Linked DNA regions of Mus musculus: region 2 is linked to region 1. A link is a loop called in an ENCODE intact Hi-C map of the cell type or tissue named here. Cell type or tissue: heart. All regions are shown on one strand. Region 1 holds the start of Fastk (Fas-activated serine/threonine kinase). Region 2 overlaps Rheb (Ras homolog enriched in brain).

Evidence for each region. Peaks named below come from ENCODE experiments on the same cell type or tissue, not always from the same donor. Only the 100,000 strongest peaks of a DNase experiment are listed, where the experiment ranks them.
Region 2: it touches region 1 in a loop (2.6-fold over the local background); 1 of 42 quality-filtered maps calls a loop at or near these places.

What each region holds. Positions count from the first base shown.
Region 1 is chr5:24,443,251-24,448,250 of GRCm38, reverse strand. It overlaps Fastk (Fas-activated serine/threonine kinase), which reads left to right and starts at 3,016. Exons shown (of 10, transcript NM_023229.2): 1 at 3,016-3,185; 2 at 3,946-4,356; 3 at 4,795-4,974. The coding sequence starts at 3,104. It overlaps Tmub1 (transmembrane and ubiquitin-like domain containing 1), which reads left to right and starts at 405. Exons shown (of 3, transcript NM_022418.3): 1 at 405-494; 2 at 1,299-1,717; 3 at 1,978-2,788. The coding sequence starts at 1,332. The coding sequence ends at 2,329. In heart, a CTCF peak has its summit at 2,602; DNase peaks (open chromatin) are centred at 460, 1,390, 2,270, 3,050 and 2 weaker places; H3K4me3 peaks cover 3,625 bases; H3K27ac peaks cover 3,267 bases.
Region 2 is chr5:24,832,716-24,837,715 of GRCm38, reverse strand. All of the region lies in intron 1 of Rheb (Ras homolog enriched in brain), which reads left to right. Among named protein-coding and RNA genes, the nearest start is that of Rheb, 7.1 kb to the left of the region's middle. In heart, no CTCF peak of the experiment used is centred here; no DNase peak of the experiment used is centred here.

The sequences.
Region 1 (5,000 bases):
TGGGGCAGACAACCTACACCTTCTCAGCAACAGAGTCAATTTAGAAAACCAAGCTGCTTTTTGGCGTCCACAATGACACAGGCTTGGCTGGGTAGTGGCCACCTGCGCTTCCCAGAGCCTTCATCACTGCATCACCAACGCGGGTGCTCTGACATGCTGCAGGATGACGTTGGTGTCAGGAGTGACAGATGCTCCAGCAGCTGGCAGCGGAGATAGAGTTTCTTGCTGCTGACCAAATCTCTGTGGACAAGCAGAAACCCCAGGGTCCTTCCCGTGGGCCCATCGACGATCCAAGGGTACCGGCAACATCTGGTCCAGCCCGGCACGTGGGTTCACAGGGAGGAGGGCGGGAACTAAACAGGGCGAACTACAATCCCCACAATGCTCCCGGGCCGCGGCAGCAGGGAAGGAGAGGGACCTCAGGTGTCTGCGACCTCGGTGCCTTCGGCCCGGAAGTGCCCGAGGAGCCGAGATGGAGCTGGTGGAGCTGGGCGGTGAGTCGCTGTGCGTGGCCGCGCCCACCGGGTCGCCCCAGGCCACAGCTGGGACCTGCTTGCCCCGCCCCGAGATAGCTGGTGCCCTCCAGTAGCTCTGGGGGGCGGGCAGATGGGAGGAGTGATGGAGTAGTCGTGGGGAGGGCTAGGTCTAGGTTCTCCCCGAGGGATCAAGGGTCTGGAGACCTCTGGGTTTGGAGCCCAGGAGGCGCTGGGAGACTGCTGCGGGGTGGGCTTTGGGTGGACCCGAGAAGGTGCCGAGCTGAGTAGACAACTCCCAAGACTCCAGATTGGCCAAGGGTGGAGTTTGACATTTGGGGTTGTCTAGGAAGCTTTGGGAAGTGGTCTTTGTTGTGGGTGGGGTTTGGGTAAATGGTAAGGGGGAGGGCAGGGGGCTAGAGAGACACTTTTATCAGAGAAACTTAAGCGACAGGGCATCAGATGAGCTTTGCTATAAATAGGTGAAGGAGTGAACTTTGGGATGAAGTGAACCAAAGAATAGGTAAGCTTCTGGGTAAAGTTTGATGAAGGTTACATTTAAGGAGAGGGTTGCTTAGAAAAGCAAGGCCCTTTCTTGAACGTAAGGTTTCGGTGAATCGGGTGCTGAATGAAGATCTAGAACTCAGATAGCAAAGCTAGCACTTGGAATCTGGTGATGGGAAGGGACGTTACCCAAAAGCCAAGTTTGGGACTACAGGATGCTGCATCCTGGGTGCGCAAGCACACACAATAACTAGGACAGTTGAAGTTGGAATGACTTCTGACCAGGAAGTAGCCCCTCACCAGTTCTTTGCACCTCTCTAGCTCCTTAGCACCTCTGGCAGCAGCACGGGTGCCATGGCCTTGATTGAAGGCGTAGGCGATGAGGTGACTGTCCTTTTTGCGGTGCTTGCTTGCCTTCTGGTGCTGGCCCTCGCCTGGGTCTCAACACATACCACTGAGAGTACAGACCCCCAACCACAGCCGCCGGGGACCACAACACCAGCACAGCCCAGTGAAGCCATGTCAGCCTCTGACAGCATCAGAGAGGAGGCCCCAGGGGCTGAGAGTCCCAGCCTGAGACACAGAGGTCCATCTGCACAGCCAGAGCCTGACACAGGGGTCACAGCATCAACACCTCCAGACTCTCCGCAGGAACCCCTACTTCTACGGTTGAAATTTCTCAATGACTCTGAGCAGGTAGCCAGGGCCTGGCCTCAGGACACCATTGGCTCCTTAAAAAGGTAAGCTGGGAAGAGGGTAAGAACAAAATGCTAAAAATGGGGTGGGTGTCTATAGAAGGGTCACCCTATGAAGCTCTCCCTTATTTTCTGTTTGAAAAATCTGTCTCCTCACATTATACACCATTCCTGTTAATCTGTCCCCCAGAGGCCAGGATCTGGGTGGTCAGGTGTAGGGGTGGTGAAAATTGGGATTGGTCCTCTGAACAATGGGCCAGGACTGCCTGAGGCCTGCTCTCTTACCCAGGTCCCTCTCTCCTCAGGACCCAGTTTCCAGGCCAGGAACAGCAGGTTCGGCTCATCTACCAAGGTCAACTGCTAGGAGACGACACTCAGACACTAGGCAGTCTCCACCTGCCCCCCAACTGCGTTCTCCACTGCCACGTGTCCACGAGAGTCGGTCCCCCACATCCTCCCTGCCCACCGGGGTCAGAGCCCGGCCCCTCCGGGCTGGAAATCGGCAGCCTTCTGTTGCCCCTGCTGCTTCTGCTGCTGCTCCTGCTCTGGTACTGCCAGATCCAGTACCGGCCCTTCTTTCCCCTGACCGCTACCCTGGGTCTGGCCGGCTTCACCCTGCTCCTCAGTCTCCTGGCCTTTGCCATGTATCGGCCGTAGTGCCTCCACGGGCTTTTGGCAGTGTAGCCAGCCCCTCTGGACCTCATTCCCCAAGGCGCAAAGGGAGCTGCTGTCTGCCCAGGCCCACTTCACCCGCTGCCTGTCTTTTCCCACTACCCTGGAGCCCAGCTTTGCGCCGCAGAGGACTTCGGGTGTTAGCGGAGGCCGCTCCGTGTGATCTTCATAGCTCTAGGCCATCTCCTGGGGCTGCTGGACCTCAGCCTTCGCTGGCAGTGGGCTCTTCTGGATCAGGCACTTGCTGTCGCTGCCTTGGCCGCCAGGGCACCCCAATGGGCCCATCTTAGTGTGCTGACAGAGGATCTAGATACTTCTAGTTTCAAAGAGCTGCCTAGGCTGAATTGGAAACTGGTGGACTGGGAGACTGGTGAAGGGGAATCGAGAGGGGCAGAGTTGTTTTCTGGAATTTGTGCAGATTAAAGAAACTGTGACGTTTTCCTACCCAGTGTGTCTGTGTGTTGCTTGAGGGTGGGGAGCCCTTGTTCTACGAGAATGGAACCTGCCCTAGGTCCTGAGTGCTCAAGCTACCCCAGGGCTGGACAGAGGACCGCCACTCCCGGCACCTTTCAGCGCAAGCTCTGTGGCCCCGCCCCCGCGACGTGCGCATTTCCCGGAAGCGGAGGGCGGGGCTCGCGGCTCCTCTGCTCGCAGCGCCTGCTGGGAGCCACGTCTCCGCCGCCCTGGCGCTGGACTGCGATTGGCGTCTGGGGGCGATCCGGGGGCTGCTGGGAAGATGGCGGACTCGGTGGCCCGCTGATGAGGAGGCCGCGGGGGGAGCCCGGCTCCCGGGCCCCAAGACCAGCTGAGAGAGTGACCTACGCGGGGCCCGGGGAGTCATGTAGGGTGGCGCCTGAGGGGCGGACCTCGGGAGGGCGGCGGGAGCTGGTGTTAGTGGTGGTGACCACGGGCTGCTCGCCTCTTGGGGCCGGGACAGGGTGTGGGGGCCCCTCCCGCGGACAGCATCAGCTCCGCGCCTTGGCAGATAGCTCACTCGGGCTCGGCGCGCGCCCCGCGAGCTTGCGCTGTGTTCTCATTTCACTAGTGAGGAGGCTTAGGCAGAGAGGCGAAGACATTAGTTCAAGGTCACGCAGCTGGTAAGTGGGAGCGCCCAGCATGGGACCCAGCACCGGCCCGCTACTGAGCCTGCGTTCCACCCACCCCGCCGCCGCCGCCTCCTGCGGGACGGGGAGGTGGTCTTCAGGGCTCATCGCCCGGACCACCGGGGCTCCCAGGCTGGGTGCGACCACTAGCCCTGTGAATGACCTCAGGCTTAACCTCTCCGCCGCTCTGGGCCTGTTTCTCCGCCTGAGAAATGAGGTAACAGCCCTGAGACTCCTCATCAGCTTGCACGGAGCATCGAAGGCGATATGCATGTGAAATGTGAATAGAATTGCACTGAGCACACTTAAAGAATTAGGGTTTCTGTGTCAAGGAATGGGAGAAGAGGGGCAGACTGGGTAAGAATACCAGGGCAATCACACGGGATTTTTTTTTTTTTTAAACTTCAGGCCCTTTGGATGGGGAGTCAGGTAAGGACTAGATAGCATATTTTTCCCCTTGGAGGAAACCTCACCTGGTTTTCTGGGCCACCCCCTCAGGGTCTCCACCACCCAGCTCCATGCTTCGAATCCTGCTCTCTGCCCAGACTTCCCCTGCTCGGCTGTCTGGTTTGCTGCTCATCCCACCAGTACAGCCCTGTTGTTTGGGACCCAGCAAGTCCGGGGACCGGCCTTTTGGAGGAGGCCCTGTGCAAGGCCTTCAACGGCTTCTGGAACAGGCACGGAGCCCTGGGGAGCTACTGCGATGGCTGAGCCAGAACCCCACCAAGGTGCGAGCTCATCACTACCCTGTGGCACTCCGGCGTCTGGGCCAGCTCTTGGTGTCTCAGCCTAGGCCCTCTCCTGTGGAGCAGGCCACACTGCAGGACTTGAGTCAGCTCATCATCCGAAACTGCCCCTCCTTTGACGTTCACACCATCCATGTGTGTCTCCACCTTGCAGTGTTACTTGGTGAGGAGGGTATTGGAAGGTGTGGGTGTTTCGGGAAGAATAGAGGAAGAGAGAGCAGTAGAGGACCCAAGCCATTGATAAAACTCATGTTCCCATTCACCTCCCCAAGCACATTTGCTGATTGCTCTCTGTATCCATGGTGGATGTCCAAGTCAAGCAGCATCTTTCTAACTGCCGGGTACTAGGTTCTTCCTAATACAGTGCTCTAGGGAGCCACAGACGTATAGTCTGTTATACTCGGCACAAGGTGACTTTTGTATAAGGCTTTCCCCACACACTGTTGATACATCATGCTCACATGATACCAAATCACTCCACTGAAACAAGTATTTTCCCATTCAAGAAACGATGACAAGGAATTTGGGGACTCATTCACTCCACTTGGCAAGATGGCACACCCCAGCTCTCTTACCAGGATGGTCTTCATCCCTCTCTCAGGCTTTCCATCAGATGGACCACTCCTGTGTGCCCTCGAGCAGGAGCGCAGGTCCCGTCTCCCTCCAAAGCCACCCTCCCCACATCGGCCTGCCATCTATGGTGGTCAAAGGTTGGAAGTGGCCCTGAGCTGCCCCCGTTTCCTGCAGTACCCTCGTCAGCATCTGATCAGAAGCCTGGCAGGTGCCAAGGGTTAAAGGCAGAAGGGA
Region 2 (5,000 bases), 390 kb before region 1:
TATTCAGCTCCTCCTCTTAGGTTTATGACTTGCTTGAGGTCGGTATGTGTGTTGTCAGAGAAGGGTACAGCTTGTCTCAGCCTGTTAGAAAACTTTCCTCATTGAATTCCTTAGAGCAAAATGAGATGTGCATAGATTTCCCCTCCACTGATCTTTACTGATCTTTTTGTCTTCACACCAGTCCACAGTCCCTCTGACATCACTGTGGTGTCATCAGTAGGGACATAGGAGTCTTCTAACTTTAGGGTTTTGGGTTGGTTTTTTGTTTTTTGTTTTTTGTTTTGTTTTTTGTTTTTTTCAAGATTAATGTGCCTATTTTTAGTCCCTTGTATGTAGGACTAATTTGCCGGTTTCTGCCCTTAAGCAACCTAGATTTTGATAGTATGCTTTTCAGATCTGAAAGAATCTTTATTATTTAGATTGGTTTACTTTGTGTATGAGTGTTTTGCATGTGTACATTCAAGTCTTTAAGACAAAAAGAGGCCATTCCTCTAGAAGTGTATGTAGTTACAGGTGATTAAGAACTACTGTGTGAGTGCTTGGAAATGAACCTGGGTCCTCTGCAAGAGCAGCAAATGTTCTCAACCACTGAGCCATTTCTTTAGCCCCTCCCCCAGGAAAGAATCTTTTAATAATTAATTTTTTTAAAGCAATGAATTTTCATCTGTTCCTAATTTCATTCCAGTATGAGGCAAAAAAAAAAAGTTCAAAATGGGTGATTGGGGGTGGGTGTCGGTTTGTTTATGGTTTTTCAAGACAGGATTTGTCTTTGTAGCTCTGGCAGAGATCCACCTAAGTGTTGGGATTAAAGATGCGTACCATCACAACCTAGCTGAAAACAGGTGAATTTTTAATAGCTTTTTTTTTAGGTGGTGGCGTATTTTTGGTGTGCACTGAACCTCTCTAAGTAGCAATCACCTGTATCTTTTATTAGTAATTTATTTGAAACAAGCAGGTATATATATGTGGGTTAGAGGACAGCTTCTGGAAGTTGGTTCTCTTGTGTGCATTTTGCAGTCTTGTTATCTGTTCCCTTTGAATTCAACCCCATTGTTCTGCTTTATACTCTGAATAGCTCTATACCTGACTGATTCTGTCCTGTGGAACTTAGATCATTGGTCCCCTGTTACACAGATCATCCATATGTTGGTATATTTAATATGCAGATACCTTAAAATTTCATTTGCTGCTGGGTGTGGTAGTACGAGCCTTTAATCAAAGCTCTCAGGAGGCAGAGGCAGGCAGAACTCACAACCAGGGCTGTTACACAGAGAAACCTATCTCAGAAAAGAAAAAAGATTAGATTTACCAATGCCATCACCAACCTCAGAAAAATCTTAGGTATTGATATGTTTTTAAAAGCTTTTCTGGGAAGCCAGGCGTGGTGGCACACACCTTTGATCCCGCACTCGGGAGGCAGAGGCAGGTGGATTTCTGAGTTCGAGGCCAGTCTGCTCTACAAAGTGAGTTCCAGGACAGCCAGGGCTACACAGAGAAACCCTGTGTCGAAGAACAAAAACAAAAAAAAAACAAAAAACAAAGAAACAAAACCTTTTCCGGGGGTTAGAAAGATGGCTCAGTGCTTAAGATCACTGACCTTGGCCTTGGGTCCGAGCATCTACATGCAAGCTCACGACAGGCTGTAACTCCAGTTCCAAGGGAGTTTAATGCCCTCTTAGTACACACCTATAATACACAAAAATTCATGCAGGCAAAACACTCATATACATTAAAAACACTTTTAATCTAAAACTTAAACTTGTTAACTTGTTAACACTTTTCCAGGCTGGGTCTGACATGCAGGCCCACAATCCTAACTACTTGTGAGTCTAAGGGAGGAAGATCACAAGTTCAAGGCTGGCCCCAGTAACTCCAGAATAAAAACAGAGGCCAGCAACATAGCTTATTGGTATTACATCTGCCTCACAAGTTCTAGGCCCTGTTTTAATTCCCAGTAGCACTAGAGGGGGATGGGAGGGGCTTCCTTGATAGATGTAGTTTTGACCTTGTACTACGGGTTTTTACCTGACTGGTGACCTCCTTTGTCCACTCAAGAGGGTGGGAGAACAGTAAGGGAAATAGGGTCTTAGCTCAGGCTAGCCTAAAACTTTCAGTAAACTTCCCTGCCTCTGCCTCCAAATGTTGAAATTACATGAACAAGGTTGTGCCCAGATGAGATCTATTTCTTTAATGTCTTTTTAAAAAAGTCAGCTTTAAACTAATGATTGTCTGTCTTCTACATAAAAGCTGTGATGAAGTGGCTGGTGCAGAGGTCTCAGTTACTCTGTGCTTGTCTTGGAGACAGCCATATTTCTGTGTGTACAGCAGTGCTTATTCTGACATCCCATCGCATCATGCAAAATGGTTTCTTGTTTTTCTTTTTCCCCCCAGTTTGTTTTGGTTTGTTTACTGTGTGTGGTGGCACTCCTGCCATGGTGCCTATGTCAGGGTCAATGAACAACTTTTAGGAATCTCTTATTTCTTTCAACTTTTTCCAGACTTGCTCAGCAAGCACCTTTAGCTGTTGAGCCGCCTTGTTGGTCCCCTTGGAGAATACTAAAAGATGTGCAAGGGTCAAGACCCAGTAAACGTAATCACTCTTACTGTGTTCTTAAGGCTGTTGAACGTGGCTTTTCCCTCTGAGAGTGTGGTGATAGAATACAATGATTCACTGCTTGGTTTGTGCCCGCTGTCTTGCTTCTTGCTGAGGGATGCCCACACAGGCATTAACATTGCATTTACGTCTTTTGTACAATGTAAGCATAATGCAGTGGCTGTCTTGGTGTTGTTTCCTTCTTATGCATCCTGAGAAGGTCCAGAAGTCCAAAGACCAGCCAAAGATCTTGCTACTCACTGTTGTATAAAGTTGAATCAAAAGTGGGTGCATTGTAGGTACATTTAGCAAGGATATGTGTAAGACCTGCCCTAGGCGAGATTCCCTAGTGTTCTAAGAGGCAAGGAGGGTTTAGTGAGGCAAGAAAGATCTTGGCATGATTGAGAATGAAAGGAAACTGGGGGTGGTAAAGCATAATGAGGTGAGAGTAAGAAATGAAGTTGGGAAGGCGGGTACAAGCTGCAGGGCCTCAAAGGAACTTTGGAAAGTCGTTCATGCTGTGTAGGAAGCAGTGAGTTGCAAAAGAAACTCTGTGCAGCTCCTGCGGCCTCGCTGATGCTTGCTGGATATGTTGTCTTTGTACTTGATAATGCTGAGGTTTCCAGAGATTCAATAAAATTGCCGGCGGTAGCAGGCTAACAGTGTACTGAAACGTGGTGTATATAAATACCAGCATCACTGAAAGCTGGGGGAATTAATTATATTAAAATAGCAGCTGGATCACAAAATGAGAACCAGCTGCCTCTACCTGTTGTAACATTCGACGGCATTATTGTGCAGTGTTTTTCTTAATTGAAATAATGAGCTGTTAATAACATCTAGTACTGTCCATAAGTGGACTGTTACCTAGTTCACTAAATGGAAAATGAATTTGGTCATCGTTGTGAGGGTGGGAAGCAGTGTGAATGAAACAGGGTTTCTCTGTGTAGCCCTGGCTGTCCTGGAACTCACTCTGTAGACCAGGCTGGCCTCGAACTCAGAAATCCACCTGCCTCTGCCTCCCGAGTGCTGGGATTAAAGGCGTGCGCCACCACTGCCCAGCCACATTAACTTTTTTTTTTTAAGATTTATTTATTTATTATATGTAAGTACACTGTAGCTGTCTTCAGACACTCCAGAAGAGGGTGCCAGATCTTGTTACGGATGGTTGTGAGCCACCATGTGGTTGCTGGGATTTGAACTCAGGACCTCTGGAAGAGCAGTCAGTGCTCTTAACCGTTGAGCCATCTCTCCAGCCCTGCCACATTAACTCTTAATACTTGATAAACTGCTCTCAGGATTCTTAAACTTATTGAAGCAAACTGCTTAGTATTTTTATGTAATATGAATTGCTTCATTGATAGCGCAAAATGCAAAGAGCTTTGAATATCGTTATTACATTTCATAATTGCTAAATTTTCTCGGGCTTCTGAAGTTCCCTATAGAGTATGGGGGCTTTCTTTTTTTTTTAATATAACCATGGTTGTCCTGGAACTCACTACATAGACCAGTCTGTCTTCCAGCTGACAGAGATCTGCCTACCTTTGCCTTCTGAGCGCTGGGATCAAAGGTGTGTGCCACCCTACCCGGCTGGGAATTTTAATCTAAATTGATATTAGTTCAGATCAGGAAGCTTCTAGTCTTTGTATTTTCCTGTGGATAGTTAGAGAAGAATGATGGGCTCTTGATGAAATCAACTCCAAGGTTCCTGATGGCTTTGTTTCTTAACTGTAATATCACCCTGTAATGAGTCCAACTTACCATTTCTCTTTGTGCTTGTTTGCAGAAAGACTTGTGATGGATTTTTAAAACATACATTTTTTAAAAACAGTTTTGTTAAATTTGGTTTTTCTTTCAAAGTTAAATATTAACGACATCATTTGTAAGCAATATGAAAATGCCAGCTTTTACCATTAACTTTTCTAAGTATGTCTAAATAAATGTGCTCAGCTGATACTTTAGCAGGATTTTTATAAGTGTGTGTGTGTGAGTGTGTGTGTACACATGTACATATATGTACCTGCAGTCACCATAGGATGTTGTCAGAGGACAACCTAAGGTAATCAGGTTTCTTTTCCTTCCATCATGTGGGTTCCAGTGGTGGAACTTGGGTAAACTGGGTTGGCGCAGGCACTCTTATCTGCCAAGCCCTGTCTTGCTATCCCCTATTTGGCTGGTTTTAAAATCTAAGTCACATGTGAAACCTACTGTAAATATATTAAACTATGGTTTCTCTGTTTGGCTACAGTTTTTATAAGTGACTGAATTAAAATATACAGTGTAGGCATGATGGTGCACTCCTTGAATCCTGCACTCTGGAGACAAGAGGCAGATGAACCTTGTGAGTTGGAGGCCAGCCTGGTCTATAGAATGACTTCCAAGCCTGTCAGAAACATCCCCCTTCCCT